Regions from separate parts of the Homo sapiens genome. Here region 2 is linked to region 1. Evidence: chromatin contacts called from ENCODE POLR2A ChIA-PET data. All regions are on one chromosome and are shown on one strand. Each heading gives the region's core, a stretch centred on a gene start or an enhancer-like site at or near the end of the contact. The rest is flanking DNA. Distances are from core to core; before and after follow the strand shown. Region 1 overlaps HMCN2 (hemicentin 2). Region 2 overlaps FNBP1 (formin binding protein 1).

What was found. ChIA-PET counts read pairs that join two places held with the same protein, here RNA polymerase II (POLR2A).
Region 2: POLR2A ChIA-PET joins it to region 1 with 16 read pairs in BJ. The contact joins two enhancer-like sites. POLR2A ChIA-PET finds 5 or more read pairs at or near these places in 2 of 52 experiments (BJ and HEK293).

What each region holds. Positions count from the first base shown.
Region 1 is chr9:130,287,764-130,294,220 of GRCh38, forward strand. All of the region lies in intron 4 of HMCN2 (hemicentin 2), which reads left to right. Among named protein-coding and RNA genes, the nearest start is that of HMCN2, 25 kb to the left of the region's middle. RefSeq lists an enhancer at 1,678-2,246. Within about 2 kb of position 2,701, at least 10 of the 41 ENCODE cell types and tissues checked have a DNase peak (open chromatin) inside an H3K27ac peak, as active enhancers do.
Region 2 is chr9:129,953,760-129,960,216 of GRCh38, forward strand. It overlaps FNBP1 (formin binding protein 1), which reads right to left. Exons shown (of 17, transcript NM_015033.3): 5 at 4,732-4,794; 6 at 3,601-3,705. Among named protein-coding and RNA genes, the nearest start is that of FNBP1, 86 kb to the right of the region's middle. Within about 2 kb of position 3,077, at least 7 of the 41 ENCODE cell types and tissues checked have a DNase peak (open chromatin) inside an H3K27ac peak, as active enhancers do.

The sequences.
Region 1 (6,457 bases), core at 1,451-3,950:
AGCTGGTGAATGGACAGGGTCCCTTGTGCTCAAGTCCCTGGTAAGAGGAAGGAGAGAGAGGCAGGGTGTCTGAGGCTGGCCATGGCCTTGAGCCAGTCCTGCTTTGTTGCCTCTGGGAGAGGGTTTTGTGTGTGTATATTTACGAGCTGCAGAGAGCTATCTCCAGGAGTGTGTTTAGATTAGCGTGCCTTAACTCCCTGTTGACAGATGGCGTTTATGGTTCTCTGCGACACTTTAGGCTTCATTTTTTGGCATGTCAGCCTACCCTCGCACCGAGTCACCCAAGCAAGGGTGGGAGGCATTTTACAGTGGAAGGATGGGTTGGTTCTTGCTCCTGGGGAGAACTATCTGGCCAATTGCATGGGAACTTGGTTCCTGCCAGGGGCAAATCAGACACAGGGCAGCTGGGCAGGTTGATGGGGGCCACTCGCCCAGGTGTGAGGCTGGGCTGTCCTAAGCCTCTTCCTTGAGGCTGGGAACCTGGGCAAATCCACTACTCCCAGCTGTGGTGCCAGCTTTCTGCTGTGACAGTCTGGCCGGGCAGCATGTGTCTGACTCAGTAGGACCACCAGTGGCCAGAATTGGCTACCTCTAAGTAGGGGCCTGGAACCCTCTCCTTCCTGGGCATGGAGCTCTGTTGTTCTTTAGCTTAATGCCTTGGACATAGCCTCTTCCAGATGTTCCCAGACATTCGGCAAGCCTGGGAAGGTGGCTGGACAGCCAGGGCTGCGGTCACCCTCCCAGGAGAGATGAACGGTGCCTTCACCCTAGCCAAGGGGCCTCCAGCTGGGAGAACTCCCCAGAAGTTGCAAAAGGCTCCAAACTATGCGTGTGTCATTAATCCTTTTACCTCTTCAGAGTGCATCCAGTGCAGCCCAAGAGGCGTCATGCATTCTCTTCCCCTTGTTTGCTGAGCTCCTGCCCCGGGCCAGGTGCAGCTCTGAGTGCTGGTGCAGAGTTGGCCATCAGTCACAGCTAGGGCTTACTGCTTTGGAGCATTTCACTTTTTTTCAATTGTGAAGTTGGCCTCACTAGTACCTGGATCACCCCTTGGGGTTGCAGGGTAATTAAAGGAAGGTGAGGATCTCTCCCTGGTAGGGGAAATTTGGAGCTTTTATAATCCTTAAACAGACAGGGGATCATGTCAGAGGCAGGCAACGTGGCCCCTTGAACCTGCCCCAAAGGTGTGCATTTTTGATTAAGACTTAGACAAGTCCAAGCACCTGCTGTGCCAGAGCAGCCTCCCCCAAGTTCCCTGGCAGACACAGCTCAACGCACTGTCACTAGCCCCGACAGTGGTGGGGGTGGGGCCAGCAGAGCTGGGCAAACTTGCCTGTCCTGCAGCTCCCCCGTGCCTGGGAAAGCCCCTCTGTCTTTTTTTCCTGGGAGAGCACTGGGCATCTTGCTCTCCTCTGCATCCCCCACCCCACAACTCACACGTTCCAGCACGGCTGGTTCTGGGGGCTGGGAGCCTTCCCATGTTCAGCACCAGCAGGCACAAAGGGTGAATTGCCTGTGTTCTGTGCATCTGCTAGGAGAAAGGTGTCCTTCTAAGACAGTAAGGGCGGGCGGAAGATGGGGGGGTGAGGGGGAGCTGCTGGGGGAGCGTCTGACCAGGTGGCTCTGATTAAATTCATCAGCAGGGGCCCAGAGATGACCTCATCCTGGACCCCTCCCAGGGGGAGGTGGTTAGGGTTTGGACTCCGGGGCAAGAGGCCTGGCTTCAGACCTCGCAGCCCTGCCACTTACCTGCAGGGTGACTGCCAGCACAGTCCTCAACCTCTCTGGGCCACACTTTCTTCTTGTGTGCAGTTGGGTTAACGAGAGCCCCTACCTGGTGAGATGGTAGCCAGGGAGAGAGGAAGCCCTTGGTAAGAGTTCACGATGGCTAAATGCCATCCCACCCCCCCGTGCTTCAATGTGGAGCCCAGGATATGTCCCTCAGTTCCATCAATGCCCCCTGAAGACTAGGAACTCTCTCTGAAAAAGATTCTCTGCTAGGGCGAGTGCCCAGGGTGCCCAGCTGGCAAGGGGCAAAACCCCCTGACTAGGGTTCTCTCTCTGTCACTTCACGGTAAGCCTCCTGGCACAGGGCCCAGGACCCACAGCCCCATCCTCTGTGTTCTCATCTGTGCCTCGGGGGCCCATTCGCCCCCTGGCTTTCCTTCCCTGCTTCCTCAGCCGCCCTGGCTGTCAAATGTTCTGGGAGGATCCTCGGGGATGATTTATCTGCTGCGAAGGGTCGAGCAGCAGCCATCTGGCTGGGGGAGCACTGCCAGATTTTTCGTTCCTTCCCCATGGGTGACAGAGATGAGCCCCAGTGCATCGCAGGCTCGCTGGTCCCCCAGCCCCTCTAACATCTGGAAGCCATTGCCTTCACCAGATGAACATTGAGCTGGCTTAATGAAGGCTCTCTGCGCTGGAGCCCTGGCACCACAGGTCTAGAAGGCAATGTCCCCAGGCCTGGCCCTACAGGGGGGTCTGGCCCTGCTGTGGGCAAGAGGGTCAGCCCCCCAACTCCCAAGTGGGGATATGCTTACAGGGCAGGCCATCCTGTGGGTCACTGGCTTTCTGCCTCGTGTCCCAGCCCTCTCTGTGGTTCAGTAGTCTGAATTGCCGAGCATCTTCCCTCCATCAGAACATCCTAGAACAAGCTTGTAACAGCAGTTACGACACAGTAGCGGGTGTCACTCCTCTGGGTAATTGTCGACTGGTGCTTTGCTCAGTGATGCTTCCCTCCTGACCCCTGACAAGGCCTGGCCCGGGGGAAGGGGACGGTGGTAACGGACCTGCTTCTTTGCTGTTGGAGGAGTTGCCTCACATGTTCGGCGGGCTTCTGTGGGCCTCTCCAGCTGGGAGTCCTCAGCCACTGCTCCCTTCTGTCCACCCCCACATGGACGAAGAACCTTGTCCTCATTCCTTGGCTAAGACAGGTGGGACCTTTTCAAGAGACACATTACTTAGAAAGCTAGGCAAGACACAACAATGAAGTAGCTCCAATTATAAAAACAGATGCATTTTCAGAATACAGAATTCTTGTCACGTGATAGTTGAAATCTAGCCATAAACTTCTAGGCACATATCTTCTAGCTCAGTCTGAAAAAAAAAAAAAAAAAACAAAAACCCAAAAACCTCATTTTCCAATTCTTTGGATTCCTTTCCCTTTTTGTAGAAGATCACATGGTAAGCAGAGCTGAAGGACTATGATTTAGAGCAAGAATGACCAATAAGTAGCATGCAAGACACCACTTTTAAAACCCATATTCATGGCAGACATTGCTAATCAATCACAGACCTTTTTCTACTTGGGGCTGAATGTGGCTTTGCCTTTCTTCTTCAGCTTTCCAGGAAGCGTTTCCCTTAGCTTGGAGTTGGCAAGCAACAGTATACCACTGTGATTGTTCAGGTGTACATTAAAGTCACAGCATACTTGCATACTTGATTTTTGTTTGTTTGTTTGTTTGTGATGGAGTTTTGCTCTTGTCACCCAAGCTGGAATGCAGTGGCATGATCTCAGCTCACTGCAAACTCTGCCTCCTGGGTTCAAGCAATTCCCCTGCCTCAGCCTCCTGAGTAGCTGGGATTACGGGCGCCTGCCACCACACCCGGCTAATTTTTGTATTTTTAGTAGAGATGGAGTTTCACTGTGTTGGCCAGGCTAGTCTCAAACTTCTGACCTAAGGTGATCCGCCTGCCTCGGCCTCCCAAAGTGCTGGGATTATAGGCATGAGCCACAGTGCCCGGTCGCATACTTGTTATTTTTAAATGACTTTACTTTAATAAAAAATTACTATGAAGAATTTCCAAGATGCAGAAAAGTAAAAAGAACACACCTACCAACTAGATTCAACAATTGTTAACATTTCTGCTCGACTTGCTTTATCTATCTCTTTATACTTTTTGCTGAATCATGACACCTTATCTATAAATAATTCAGCATGGATTTCTGAAAAAACATAGTCTTCAACATAACCCACAATATCGTCTAATAAAATTAATGAGTTTCCTAGTATCATTCTATACATAGCCCATGTTCAGATTTCCCTGTCTTCAAACTGTCTTTGATCACAGTTTTCGTCAAATCAGGATTTCATCAAGGGCTGTGCATTTCCTTTGGTTGTTATGTCTATTAAGTCCTCTTTGGTCTGAAGCCATCAGCTCTTTTTTTATGACACTAAGCTGTTCAAGAGGCATGGATTTGTACCCTGTCCCATGTTCTGGATTCTTCTGATTATTTCCTTGTGGTGGCATTCACTTTTTTTTTTTTTTTAATCCCCTATGTTTCCCTCAAACTGGATAAGTCCAAAGGTCTGATTTGATGAAGGCTGAACTTTTTGGCAGGAATATTTCCTAGTTGGTGCTGAGTGTGTCTTCTGTTGTATCACACCGGGAGGCAAATAGTGTCTGAGCATCCTACTATTACTGATGATAAGTTTGATGACTGGGTGAGGGTGGCGACAGCCAGCTCTCTGTATGGTTGGGCTGCGTTTTTGCCTTTATGACTCAAGTGGGTAATGTTCTCGCTCTGTGCGGACATCTAGTTCCCATCAACTTTTCATCTAACAGTTTTAGCATCCACTGAGGACTCTTGCCTGAAATGATATTTCATTAGGGGTTGCAAAATGATGATTTCCTAACTGCATCATTCCTCCCACATTTATGAGTGGGCATTCTTCCAAGAAGAAGAACTTTTATGCATCAAAAGTGACGGATAATTTGGTTTCTCTGAAGTACAATTTCTGTCGAAAAGGCACGGAATCACACTTAGTTCTTTCTCTTCGATTAAGGAGTCACTTCAGTTGTGGCAAGGGAGGCTTTACTGTTTTGAATTTTGCTTTCTCTTTTTTGAGTATCATTATGTGCACATGGATTATATTATTCAATGTGTTTCAATTGAGCACAGTTATTATTCTCTTTTGGGCTCAAGTTGTCCCAAATTTAGTCAGTGGGAGCTCCTTCAAGCTGGTTCCTATGTCCTTTTGATATGTCCCTATTTGTCTTTGAGAACTTCTTTGTTTTATGGAATAACCCATCATCCCAGGCTCACCTTATAAATTGCCTGCCCCAGACCTGGAATTAGCCACTTCTCCAAGGAACCCTCGTGGGGAATGGTATTTAGAAACCAAGATCTAGGTACTGGTGGTGATCATTGTTATTGAAACTTTGGGCCATCATTGCTTCTGGATCAATTGCTCTATCTATCTATCTATCTATCTATCTATCTATCTATCTATCTACCTACCTACCTGCCTATATACCTACCTATCAATTTATCATCTATCTCTATCTGGAGAACTTATACTGATATTTCCAATTCAAATTTCACATTGTAGATCTTTTACTTAGCTCATTTGATTTGATACTTGCAGCTGTCTCTTACATTTGTTTATAAGAAAAAAATCTTGATTCTGAAAATATTGACATCTTTACTTATTTGCTTTATCCAACAAGATATATAAAATGGGTTCAAAATCACAGTGCTGATAGTTCTTCCAAATAAAATCTACTCACTAAAGTTTTTTTTTTTTTTTTTTTTTGCGGTTCTTGTTGTCCTCCTACTGAGAAAGGATAGTTGAACCGCCGGGTTTGGAATTCACTTGGAGATGTTCTTTTCTCTCTGTGGTTGTGGTACCGATTTTATGGTTGAGCTCACTGTCTTTCAGTTTTAGGGTTTGCACAGGATGGACGCTCTTTGAGATAACTTGGCCTGGAAAGAGAAGGTCCAGACTTGAAGGGGCTCCCTTCCTCTCCCTCTGTCTTGGTTTCCTTGCTGGAATCTAGGTGACTTGGCTATTGCAAAGGAGGAGGTGTGAGCTGGGGAGAGGAGGGGTATGGAGTGAGGTGCCTGAGAGGTGGACTTGAGGTCAGCCTGATAGCTCTGCCCAGGAGATGCATGTCCTACTGAACTCACACAGCCAGCAGGTGCCTCCTGAGCACTCACTCTGTGCCTGGCAGTGAGCTCAGGGCTGAGACACACATGGGCACAGCAGAGGTTCTCTGCCCCCACAGAGATCCCAGGCCAGTAAGGATGAGAAGCCCGAATCCAATAAATGTGAATGACTGGAGTGCAGATTGCTGCAAAATAGTATGTATCAGGGAACAGAGCCTTTTCAGGATTAGAGAGGGCTCTTCAAGCAGCGAGCTGAAGTATAGCAAGGAGATGGTCGATGAGGAGGCAGGGCATTCCTGCAAAGAACACGGCATGTATGGGTGGGGGCTGCCTGCGGGAGGGGTGGGGTCCAGTGTAGCAGGCAGGGGGAGGCAGTGGCACAGTGACCTTGGGTTGGCATAGGTGCCTAGGACCATAGAACCTAGGGTCTTGAAGGCCATGGTCAGGATTTGGAGAAACTAAATAAGTTTGTGCTCAGTTTGTGGTAGGGGGAGTATCTCTGAGGGAGTTTGGGAACCTCCCGAAGTCATACCCTAAATGTGTACCTAAGGGATAGGATGATATCCC
Region 2 (6,457 bases), core at 1,827-4,326, 330 kb before region 1:
AAAGAACTTTTTAAAAGGGTAATGGAATAAATCCAAAGGTAATGATAGAAGGAGAAGGAGGGGAATGGGGGTGGTGGGGGAAGAAGTTAAATAAATAGAAAATAAAAATAGAAAAGGGAGGCTCCACAAAGATAAAATCTGATACTAGTAACAATGATTTTAAGGCTGGGCACAGTGGTTCATGCCCATAATCCTAATACTTTAGGAGGCTGAGGCTGAGGCCAACCTGGGCAACATAGTGAGATCCCATCTCTATATACAAAAAATAATAATATAATAAAATAAGCATAAATAATTTCTTAAAAAACGTATCCAGAAAAAAAGAAAAAAGTATTAAAAAAGGTATTAGGAGTAAATAGGGGAGATATATGCAGCAAAAATTAAGGTGAGAACATATTATGGGCAACTTTTTGCCAATAAATTTGAAAATTTATGATGAAATGGATATATTACTATAAAAAGGTAACCCACTAGGATCAACCCAGAAGTAGACAATAAAATATGGAATCCGTAGTTTGTAACTGATTTACGCAAAGAAGTATCATAAAACATTTAAGGGATAGTGAGTTTAATTTTACATATATTATTTCAGAAAAAAGAGCAAACACTCCAAAACTCATAAGTAATGCAAAGTAGAACAGACAAGAAAGGAAAATTATAGATCAATTTCAATGAATACAGACCATTTCAATGAAAAATCTTAAATAAAATATTAATAAATTCAGCTACACATAAAAACATAATACATCATAATCTAGTTGAATTTGTCCCAGGAACACTAATTTGGCTCAATGTAAAAAAAACTGATTAATGTAATTGACCACGTTAATGAATTAAAGGAAGCAGAACAAATATTTAATGATATTCAATAATAAGTCAAGCTTAAAAAAAAGCTCTTGGCAACACAGGAAAAGGAAAATTGTTTAACCAATAAAGGGTATATTAAAATCATTCTTGGCTGGCGCAGTGGCTCATGCCTGTAATCCCAGCACTTTGGGAGGCCGAGGCTGGTGGATCACCTGAGGTCAGGAGTTTGAGACCAGCCTGGCCAACGTGGTGAAACCCCATCTCTACCAAAAATACAAAAAATTAGCTGGGCGTGGTGACGCCTGTAATCCCAGCAATTTGGGAGGCTGAAGCAGGAGAATCACTTGAACCCAGGAGGTGGAGATTGCAATGAACCGAGATTGCGCTAGTGCACTCCAGCCTGGGCAACAAGAGTGAAACTTCGTCCCAAAAAAAAAAAAATCATTCTTAATGGGGAACCTTTTGAAGCACTCTCTTTGCAATCAGGAACAAGCTGAGGAAGTCCACAATGATGACTCAGCAAAACAGAGGGCATAACCAGCAGAGTTAAGATAAGAAAAAATTAACAAAAGGCATGAAGATTGGAAAAGAAATGCAACTATCATTACTTGCTGCTGATATGACCATCTCTACAGAAAAAAACAGAAATGAAATGACAGTTTAGAGGCTGAGTGCTTTTTTTTTTGAGACGGGGTCTGGCTCTGTCATCCAGGCTGGAGTGCAGCAGCAGGATTGTGGCTCACTGCAAACTCTGCCTCCCAGGACCGAGCAATCCTCCCACCTTGGCCTCCGGAGTAGCTGGGACCACAGACATGGGCTACCATGCTCCACTAATTTTTCTGTATTTTTTATGGAGAAAGGGTCTCACCATGTTGCCCAGGCTGGATCTGAACTCCTGGACTCAAACAATCTGCTCACCTTGGCCTCCCAAAGTGCTGGGATTATAGGCATGAGCCCATACACCACACCAAAAAAAAAAAAAAAATTATTTATTTAGAGACAGGGTCATTAGCAGGGTGTGGTGGGCTCCTGTAGTCCCAGCTACTCAGGAGGCTGAGGCAGGAGGATCACTTGAGCCCTGAAGACAGAGGTTGTTGTTAGCCAAGATCACACCACTGCACTCCAGCCTAGGCGATACAGCGAGACTCTGTCTCAAAAAATAAAATAAAATAAAAAATAAAAATAAATAAATAAACATAAAAAATAAAATAAAAAGAGACCATATCTCGGTATCTCTAAAATATATACATATATACTTCTTTTAGCGCGCACACACACACACACACACACACACACATATATGAATGATACATACACTGATTTGCCTCATTCAACATAAAATATCTTTTGAAACTTTGGGCTAATCTAACTTATTTTAATTGAATAACATTTTAAATATTTAACTTTAGCAGCAAATTAATGTCTTTTGGTAAAGTAAGTATCTCCATTTTGAGATCAAATACAGATATTGAGAACACTCCCCTGCTCCTGAGATGGGGTCTCGTTATGTTGCCCAGTCTGGACTCCTGGGCTCAAGCAATCCTCTTGCTTCAGTCTCCTAAGTAGCTGAGTCTAGGGGTATGTGCCACAGCACCTGGCAAGAATATGTATTTTAATATATTTAATAATTTTAGAGAAAGGCATACTAATATTAACGTATACCTAGTCTTTAAGCAAGGAATTTGGCAGAATTTGGCAAATAATAGTTCACACCATTTCCCAACTAAACTCAACTCTAACTGATCTGTCAAAAGCTCAACAAATCTATAAAAACTCAGTGCTTTCACCCACATACAGCATGAAGCTATGAATGCCCAAACAACCATGGGCATCATGAATGAGTCCTTGTTATGTAAAAGCCTAATTTTGTTTACATTGTATTGATGACTTTAATAAAAATAAAATTCAGCTTCTAGGGAAAAAACGCATATTGAGCCACAATGAGAAACAGTATACACTTTATAATATTTCTAGTTGGCAATACAAGTCCATTTAGAGAAAAGCTTTTGAGAGGACTGAAATATGCAAGGCTTCAACTACAACCTCACTGTTATCAACCAGGAGGAATCAATTAGAAGTCAGGCAAGCAGTGAGACTATTGCTCTAAAGGAACCATTATAAGCAGCCAAGCTCTTCCAGATGGCCCTGTCCTGTCTCCTCCGGCTCTCAAGAAATTGACTTTCTCTTTGAAAAGCCATTAAGAGCCACAACCTTCTGGAACGTTGTTCCCAGACTGTTCATAGTCTAAGTCTCCACTTTATCACCCTGGTGACTCAACAGATAAAACGTCTCAAATTCTAACACCGAAGATTCCCCACACTTGAGCTTCTGGTCCCCACAATGGTTGACACAAAATGAAAATGATTCCCCATGTAGCGCCTTTTGTGGCTACATTAGAAATGAGAACTTGGGGATGGGTGGTCGGTGATGAACACTCACAGGGGAAATGAAAGACACACTTGAGCTTTCTTTTGTCTTTTTTTTTTTTTGGCGATAGTTTCGCTCTTGTTACCCAGGCTGGAGTGCAGTGGCGTGATCTTGGCTCACTGCAGCCAACGCCTCCTGGGCTCAAGCGATTCTCCTGCCTCAGCCTCCCTAGTAGTTGGGATTATAGGTGCCTGCCACTGCACTCAGCTAATTTTTGTGTTTTTCGTAGAGATGGGGTTTCACCATCTTGGCCAGGCTGGTCTCGAACTCCTGGCCTCAGGTGATCCGCTCACCTCAGCCTCCCAAAGTGCTGGGATTACAGGCGTGAGCCACCGTGCCCGGCCCACACTTGAGCTTTCACCTCACCTTTTCAACATCCGCTTTTGTGACATTGATGTCAGCGTCCATTTTCTCAAAGTACTGCTGCGCCCTGTCCGCCTCTTTGCAATCGCGTTCAAATCGCCTTTTACTCTAAAATCAGAGGAAAATAATTATGAAACCATAAGAGTCCTACGAGAAGATGTAATTTTATCTAAAGCTCCCAAAGAGCATTGTTCTTTTTCTTTTTTTTTTCTTCAGTCAGGGTCTCACTTTGTCACCCAGGCTGGAGTGCAGTGGCGCCATCTTGGCTCACTGCAGCTTTGACCTTCCCGGCTCAGGTGATCCTCCCACCTCAGCCTCACTAGCTGCTGTGACTACAGGCATGCACCACCATGCCCAGCTAATTTTTGCATTTTTTTGTAGAGACTAGGTTTTGTCATGTTGCCCATGCTGGTCTTGAGCTTCTGAGCTCAAGCAATCCTCCCGCCTCTGCCTCCCAAATTGCTGGGATTACAGGCGTGAGCCAATGTGTCTGGCCCAAGAATACTCTTCTCTGAATTGATTTCTTATATGTCATAATTTCTAGAAGTTATTTTAAAATCTGCATTTATTTCCATCAAAACTGTCTAATCTTTATTATTTCCACGTGACTTTTAGAAAAATACTCAACTTGAGCTCTTTTGGCTCAACTTTAGATAATGGTTCTAGAAACAAATTAAATGAGAAAAATCTATAAAGATGTTTCATTAGTGTTTTTATGTGCATGTTTTTTACTTTCTGATTGACTCAAGCTTAAATTAAATTGAAACTGGAAAATCTATAAAGACATTTCCTAGGCTGGGTGCAGTGGCTCACGCCTGTAATCCCAGAACTTTGGGAGGCCGAGGTGGGCGAATCACTTCAGGGCAGGAGTTCAAGACCACCCTGGCCAACATGGCAAAACCCCATCTCTACCAAAAATACAAAAATTAGCCGGGCATGGTGACGTGTGCCTGTAATCTTAGCTACTTGGGAGGCTGAGGCAGGAGAATCACTTGAACCTGGGAAGCAGAGGTTACAGTGAGCCGAGATCGCACCATTGCACTCCAACCTGGGCAACAGAGGGAGCCTCCGTCTCAAAAAAAAAGAAAAAAAAATCTATAAAGCCGTTTCTTTTGCTGTGCATTGTTCACTTACAGATTCAAGCTGCTTCCAGCAAGTCTCGATGTGCTGCTGTGCTTTACGGCCATCGTGAAAGTTCTGCAAAGGGGAAAACACACTGGTGATTAGTACCCTCTGCTTCTCTTATGAACCCAGGAGGAAACATTTTCATCCACTTAAACAACATCTAAATATTGAACCTCTAGTATGTATGCTCCAAAGAAATTTAAGAGTTGAAAGGGGTAGCCGGGTGCGGTGGCTCACATCTGTAATCCCAGAACCCTGGGAGGCTGAGGAAGAAGAATCGCTTGAGCCAAGGAGTTCAAGACAGCCTGGGCAACACAGTGAGACCCCCCACTCTACAAAAAAATAGAAAAATTAGCTGGATGTGGTGGCACACACTGATAGTCCCAGCTACTCTGGAGGCTGAGGTGGGAGGATCACCTAAGTCCAGGGAGGTTGACACTGCCACATTGAGCTGTGATTGCACCACTGCACTCCAGCCTGGATGACACAGTGAAACTCTGCCTCAAAAAAAAAAAAAAAAAAAAAAGGAAAAGGGAATAAAAAGCTTAATGTGGAAACGAAAACAAGAATAGTCATCACAGATGAAACAAGTTTCACTTGGGGGGAAAAAAAGCAGTCACAGAGTTCCCTTTACAGCTTTAGGTACAACTGTATAAAATTTGAAGACAGGCCAGGCATGGTGGTGAGCACACCTGTAGTCAGTTACTTGGGAGGCTGAGGTTGGAAGCTCACCTAAGCCTGGGAGGTTGAGGCCGCAGTGAGCCGTGATCGTGCCACTGCACTCCAGCCTGAGTGACAGAATGAGACCCCATCTCAAAAAAATAAAATAGGCTGGACGGTGGCTCACACCTGTAATCCCAGCACTTTGGGAGGCTGAAGTGGGTGGATCATGAGGTCAGGAGTTCAAGACCAGCCTGGCCAATATGGTGAAACCCCATCTCTACTAAAAAGACAAAAATCAGCCAGGCGTGGTGGTGCGTGCCTGTAATCCCAGCTACTTGGGAGGCTGAGGCAGGAGAATTGCTTGAACCTGGGAGGCAGAGGTTGCAGTGAGCTGAGATCGTGCTAATGCACTCCAGCTCTGGGCAACAGAGCAAGACTCGGTCTCAAAAAATAAAAAAATAAAATAAAATTTGAAGACATATATGCCACTTGGAAAAACGACAGGAATGTTTTAAGACAGCGATCGCTTCATCTTTTTTAACTGCTTTGAGATATGATTCAGATATGATCTGATTTACCATTTAAACTAAGCAATTCACAAAACTGTACAACCATCACCACGACCAATTTTAGAATATTTTTATCACCCCTAAAAGAAACCTGTACCCACTAGCCGTCACCCTCCATCTTCCTCAGCCCTAGGGAGCCTGTTTCTGTCTGTGGATTTGTTTATTCTGGCTGTTTCCTATGAATGGAGACATGGTCTGAGGCCTTTGGTAACTGGGATGTGTTCATTATCTCCTCATATCCACTTCGCATGATTTCAAGGTCGACATTGTCACATGTATCAGTACTCCATTCTTTTTTATTGCCAAATGATTATTCCATCATGTGGCTATCCCACATTTTGTTTATCCATTCAACAGTTGATAGACATCAGAGTTGTTTCTAGGTTTGGGCTATTATGAAAAATGCGGCCAGGCCAGCACTTTGGGAGGCAGAGGTGGGCGGATCACGAGGTCAGGAGTTTGAGACTAGCCTGGCCAACATGGTGAAACCCTGTCTCTACTAA